Linked DNA regions of Homo sapiens: region 2 is linked to region 1. Evidence: read pairs that join two places in POLR2A ChIA-PET (ENCODE). Cell type or tissue: PC-3. All regions are shown on one strand. Links, peaks and the distances in the headings refer to the core of each region. The heading gives the core; the rest is flanking DNA.

Region 1 (2,921 bases), core at 152-2,651:
GGCGTGAGCAGGGCCTGGGGGTGATATGATCTGGCTCTGGTGGGGAGAACAGGCCGGAGGGAGGGAGGAGCAGAACCAGAGAGATTGGTTAGGAAGCTGCTGCAGTAACCCAGGTGAGAGACAGCAAAGGCCTGGCCATGGAAATGGTGGGAAGTGGATGGAGTCAGGACATAGTCAGAGAGAGAGCAGGTAGGACCAGCTGATGAGGTAGGGGTGGGGAGGTAAAGCCCAGGAGAGAAGCTTAGTCCGAGTGTTGAAGGAATTCATTTATTTGTCCCATATTTATTAGCACCTATTATGTGATAAACAGCTAGGGCGGTGGGGGTGGTGGAGGAAGGTGAGGCTGGGGTAATAGGAGAGTTGGATTACCAGCCAGTCCTCCTTGCTAAGGAGGTGTGATCATACAGGTGGTGAGCAGCCAAGCGAGGGTTGCGCAGGGAGTGCGCGTTACATTCAGATTTTAGAAAGACGAATTGAAAGAAGGAAAAACTAGAGGCCATTTGAAGGCCTGGACAAATGAGGTAACAATGGGGATAAAGGGGAAGGCACCTTTCTGTGCCTTTCCATACCCACAGGGCCCAAGTGCCCCTAGCTCAAGCCCTGCTTTACTTACGATGCTCACCACGGTCCAGCCACACTTGGCTGCCCTCTCTCATGGATGTGCCATGCGCTTTCCCACTTCAGAGCCCTCACCCTTAATGTTGCTGCTACCGGAGGTCCTGCCCTTAGCGCTGTGCACGCTTGGTCCTTAGCACCCCGAGATCTCAGTTCAGAGTCACCTTTTCAGAGGCCACTCCAATTATTTCCTTTATTGCACTAACATGTATACTTTCTACCTGGAGAAGAGAGATAATAAGTGCACAAACAAAATGTCTGTCTTATGCATGACTATACCCATGGTGCCAGGACCGGAACTGACACATCCTAGGAGCTCATTAAATACATTGAGGGAGGGAAAAAAGGGAAAGTAGGAAAAGACAAAAGGGCAGTTTGTCGTCGGGGTGAGGAAGGAAGGAGGCTTCTATGTCCTACTCCACACAATCTTGGGAGAGCCCTGCAGAGAGGGGAAGGAAGTGTATCTAAACCCTTATGATTCAGCTCCTGAGTGGTGCTTATCCATATTTTCATTCTGAAATGGTCGCTTTGAAAGAGAATGATGAATGAACTAATTTAGTCTACCACAGGAAAACTAGAGAAAAGAGAAAATGCCTTGTAAAGGAGACCTACATAATCAAAGTCATGACTCCAGAACCATCTCACATTTGAAAAAGACAAACAAAACCATCATTAGCTAAGGAGTCAAGGGCTGTTTACTTTGGCCAGCCTATTTGTTTGGGATCAAACAATCAGGACTAACTTTTATTGCTAGGCAAGGCTCTGAGGCACTCTACTTCTACTGACTCATTTCATTCTCACATCCTGTTATTATCCATGCCATTCTACAAATGAGAAAACAGAGCGCCAGAGAGAGAGGTTAACCTGCCCAATGTGATACAGCTAGTGAGTGGGAGAGCCAGAATTCAGACCCAGGATATCTGGTTCCCGAACCACTGCTCAAAAGCACTAAGGTAAACCCCTCTTTGGCCAAAGCTGCCCTATAGGAGAGTTGTTGAACACATTGCACATTTGTTATAAGCAAATCATTCTAGGGATTATATATGCAATGGTAATTAATAATCATTACCAACATTAGCTTTTTTGTCACTTGTATTAGGCAGGATAGGCTAACTGCTGTAGCAGAAAATCCCCAAATCTCAGTGGCTTCACCCAACAAAAGTTTATTCTAACTCATTTCATTTTTCACTGTGGTCAGCAGGGGTGCTCTGCTCCACACAGTCATTCAGGAACACCTCCCATCTCTGCCATCCCCAGGGCTCTTGGAGTCCTCCCCTGGATGCTCTGCATCTGGCCAGCCAATGAGCAAGCAGAGAGAGAACAGGGAGGGCCCGGGAGAAGATTTCAGGAGCCACGTTTCCTTGGCTGGAACTCAGTCACATAGCCCCACAGAGACGTAAGGGGCTGAGAAGTATGGTCTCACTCGTGCTCAGAAAGAGAATATGGTGGGCATCTTGCAAAGCACTGTGGAAGAGTTTGTGGAAGAGACCTGGCAGGAGGGTAACCTGGGCCTCAGAAGACATTGGTTCTGGCCCTGGCTCTATTAGTCACCAGCTGGGTGATCTCCCGCAAGATGCAGTCTCTTTGGTCCCAGATTTCCCATCAATAAAGTAAGGTAATCAACCAGATGGCCCATTTCAGGAGTCTTCTAATCCAGAATGTTTACATGATAAAGCATCATTTTATTAAATAACCATGGTGCCTTAATCATTTTTCTATTGATGCTCTATTTGTGCTTTTGTTCAAAATTGCAACCATAATTATAACATCAATTCTGGGGGAAAATACTATCTATTTTCCTTTAATACTGAATATCTAGTTATGCATCATATATACTCTGGGGGGAAAAGAGAGCTTCCGACTTTGTATTAGGACTAGTTATTTGAAGCAATTCATTAAATTGGGGAAAATGTAGATACCTATTTCAGAATGCCTAGAGCTGGGTCTAAGTAATAAATGTAATGTTCTACAAGCAGATCATTTACTGTGATCAGACCATTTTTGTACAAAACAGTACTTACCTCTATTAGAGGGCACCTGAGCATGCCAGGTTAGCAAGGTGAGAACCATCAAGAAAATATATATCCAGAATAGCCAAGTTAATAACTACTGACTGAGGTTCCACTCTGTGCCCTCGCTGCCAGAGAGCCTTGGTTTCTGAAGTGTGTGATATTATCGTAACCACAGGGATTTTGTAAGGCAGTGTGGTTTGAGAGCTGGGGCAAGGTTTGGACAGGCAGGGTGGAGAGGCCTGGGGTTGAATAAGGTGTTTTAACCCCCCAAGAGAGATGGTGAGGAGTCAGGTA
Region 2 (2,921 bases), core at 169-2,668, 850 kb before region 1:
GTAATATGGGACAGTAATGTTACTATAATATTAAACCAGCTTTTCAAGTACTTTTGTGTCTGTGTTAGTAATGGATATTCATCCGTAGTTTTATACATTTATTTAGAGACAGTCTCACTCTGTCAGAGCCCAGGCTGGAGTGCAGTGGCACGATATTGGCTCACTGCAACCTCTGCCTCCCCGACTCAAGTGATTCTCGTGCCTCACCCTCCTGAGAAGCTGGGACTACGGGCACCAGCCACCACATCTGGCTAATTTTTTGTATTTCTAGTAGAGACAGGGTTTCACCATCTTGGCCAGGCTGGTCTCGAACTCCTGACCTCAAGTGATCTGCCTGCCTCGGCCTCCCAAAGTGCTTGGATTACAGGCATGAGCTACCATGCCCGGCCTGTAGTTTTCTTATGATGATATTTTCTGTCTTTGACAGCAAAGAGCTACTGGGTTTAAAGAGTGAGTTGGAAAGTGTTCATTCTGCGTTCTGAATGAGTTTGTGAAGAATTGGCATTATTTTCTTTAAATATTTGATAGAATTCATTAGAGAAACTGTCTGGGCTTGGATTATTCTTTTGGGGAAGATTTTAAATTCCTAATTCAATGTGTTTACTTTTTCTTTTCTTTTCTTTTCTTTTTTTTTTTTTTTTTTTTTGAGATGGAGTTTCACTCTTGTTGCCCAGGCTGGTGTGCAATGGCACGATCTCAGCTCACTGCAACCTCTACCTCCTGGGTTCAAGCAATTCTCCTGCCTCAGCCTCCCAAGTAGCTGGGATTACAGGCATATGCCACCACTCCCAGCTAATTTTGTATTTTTAGTAGAGATGGGGTTTCACCATGTTGGTCAGGCTGGTCTCAAACTCCTGACCTCAGGTGATCCACCCGCCTCAGCCTCCCAAAGTGCTGGGATTACAGGCGTGAGCCACCACGCCTGGCCTGTTTACTTTTTCTAGGTGAATTCATATTTTCTAAGTTTTCTAATTTATTGGCATAAAGTTGTTAATAACATTCCTTTATAATTCCTGTATTGTCAATAGTAATGTACCTAGTTTCATTCCACTATAATTATGTATTTTCTCATTTCTTTTTGGTAGGTGTAGCTAAACATTTGCTAGTTTCTTCACCGTATAATAGTGTGTGTGGAAAGGCTGTTGTAGTTCTTATTGTTGGAAGGTCTGTAGAATGATTCTGTAGGCTTGGCTTCCTGTAATGACTCTTAGCTCATCATCAGATAGGCCAGGAGAGCTGTTATTTCTCAGCTAGTGGCACTATTGAAATCAAGAACATGATGCCATTACTGTAATCACGGAATCAGGAATCCTTCACTACAACTCCCACAAAGCTAGAAACTAGACACTGGAACACTACAACAGAAAACCCCCACATCTCTACAATGGTGCTTGTAACAGAAACATTCAAAGCACAAGGAGAACGACCATAAAATGTTCACCTTTCAAATCTTAAATAAGTGCATCTGATTGATGGAATCTAATTCATGTCTAGAAGCATAAATGCAAGGGCATCTGAGCAATGTAGTTTTAACCTTGTATCTTGCATAGGTTGTAAACACTTTAAGATGGTGGAAATGGATGCTGAGGGCACATTGAGGTTAGGTATGAGCTAATTTTCCTCGGTCTGAAGCAGGGGATAGTATCAGCAAGGCATCAGTGAGGCCAATAGTGCTTAATTCATTGCCTTTCATTGTACCTTTCACTGACTGAAACATTCCTTTAATACAAGAAAAACTTTACAACTAGAAAACTGACCGATATTCAGTCATCTTCATTTAGAATTGAAACATTTTTTAAAATGTAGCCTGTCATCTAAATGTTTCTCTTTATGAAATAACACTGTTTCTTTAGCTGTATTGTTTAGTTTACCACTGAGAGCGATACAGAATCATACTCATGAAGTTGCTTATTAATAAATATCATTTGTGATGATGAATCTGACATTAGGAATGGGCTGTACTTTTCTTAAACATTGCTTTTGGAGTTTTGAGAGGTAGAAAATTAGTATATGAGCTACCCACCAATTATAGTTTGACTTCCTGTTGCAAGGGCACTGTGGATCCTACCAGGGAAGTGAGGCATCATGCTAATTGTAAGCTTCCCTGTCTGTCTTGCTTAGATCTTATATTTGTGCTTGTTACAATAAGTTTGTTTCTCTTTGTACTTTTATTTTGTTATTTTGTTCTTTCACCTTTTTCATACATATAAAAGACTTTACAAGTCCCAATATAGTTATCAAAGGAATAAATTAGAATGAAAACATATGTCTTCTGAGCTTTGTGTATGTAATAACATTGCCTCAAAATACATTAATTAAAATGAAAATGCTAAGATAATTCAAATTTCAGTATCTTAGGAGATTTTATAGATCTTTCTATGATAGAAAAGCAAAAATTAAAAGATAATAAAGATGTGAACACGAAAGTTAACAAGTATGTATATAGAAGATGGAATCTGTCAGCTAGAGAAATCCACGTTGTTTTCAATCAGACATAGATTATTTACTTAAAATGATTTTTTATGCTTCTCTTTTTCAATAAAGTCAAGCATTCATTCTGATCCCAATATATCAGACTTGGTTCTAAATGATTTTGACAGCTTCCCATAATGAATTTGTCTCTGAGGATATTCAAAGAAAGCAGCAGTAGTAGTGTTAAAGGGTCCCAGCTAGGCCTTTTCAGTTCTTTCCTATCATTGTTAATGTAGACAACCATTTCCCAGATTTTTGAGATAAATCAATTTATTTATTTGCAATATTTACATGCCTACATGGTTTTTTAAAGTTATTTTAATGTATTTTTAATGATTAAAAAATTATGTCCCGTATTTATTAGTCATTCATTACTTACCATTATTTGCATTTAATCCTTAAAGCAGAAGTGTACAAAAAAGAGATTAATGTAAAGCAAATCAATGAGG

What was found. Peaks named below come from ENCODE experiments on the same cell type or tissue, not always from the same donor. Only the 100,000 strongest peaks of a DNase experiment are listed, where the experiment ranks them.
Region 2: POLR2A ChIA-PET joins it to region 1 with 6 read pairs; 3 of 35 experiments call an interaction of 5 or more read pairs at or near these places.

The regions. Positions count from the first base shown.
Region 1 is chr1:175,167,931-175,170,851 of GRCh38, reverse strand. The region is part of intron 2 of KIAA0040; the gene reads left to right. Among named protein-coding and RNA genes, the nearest start is that of KIAA0040, 23 kb to the left of the region's middle. In PC-3, for the core only: no CTCF peak of the experiment used is centred there; a DNase peak (open chromatin) is centred at 1,361; H3K4me3 peaks cover 621 bases; H3K27ac peaks cover 2,034 bases.
Region 2 is chr1:176,021,444-176,024,364 of GRCh38, reverse strand. The region is part of intron 15 of COP1 (COP1 E3 ubiquitin ligase); the gene reads left to right. Among named protein-coding and RNA genes, the nearest start is that of MIR1843, 54 kb to the right of the region's middle. In PC-3, for the core only: no CTCF peak of the experiment used is centred there; no DNase peak of the experiment used is centred there.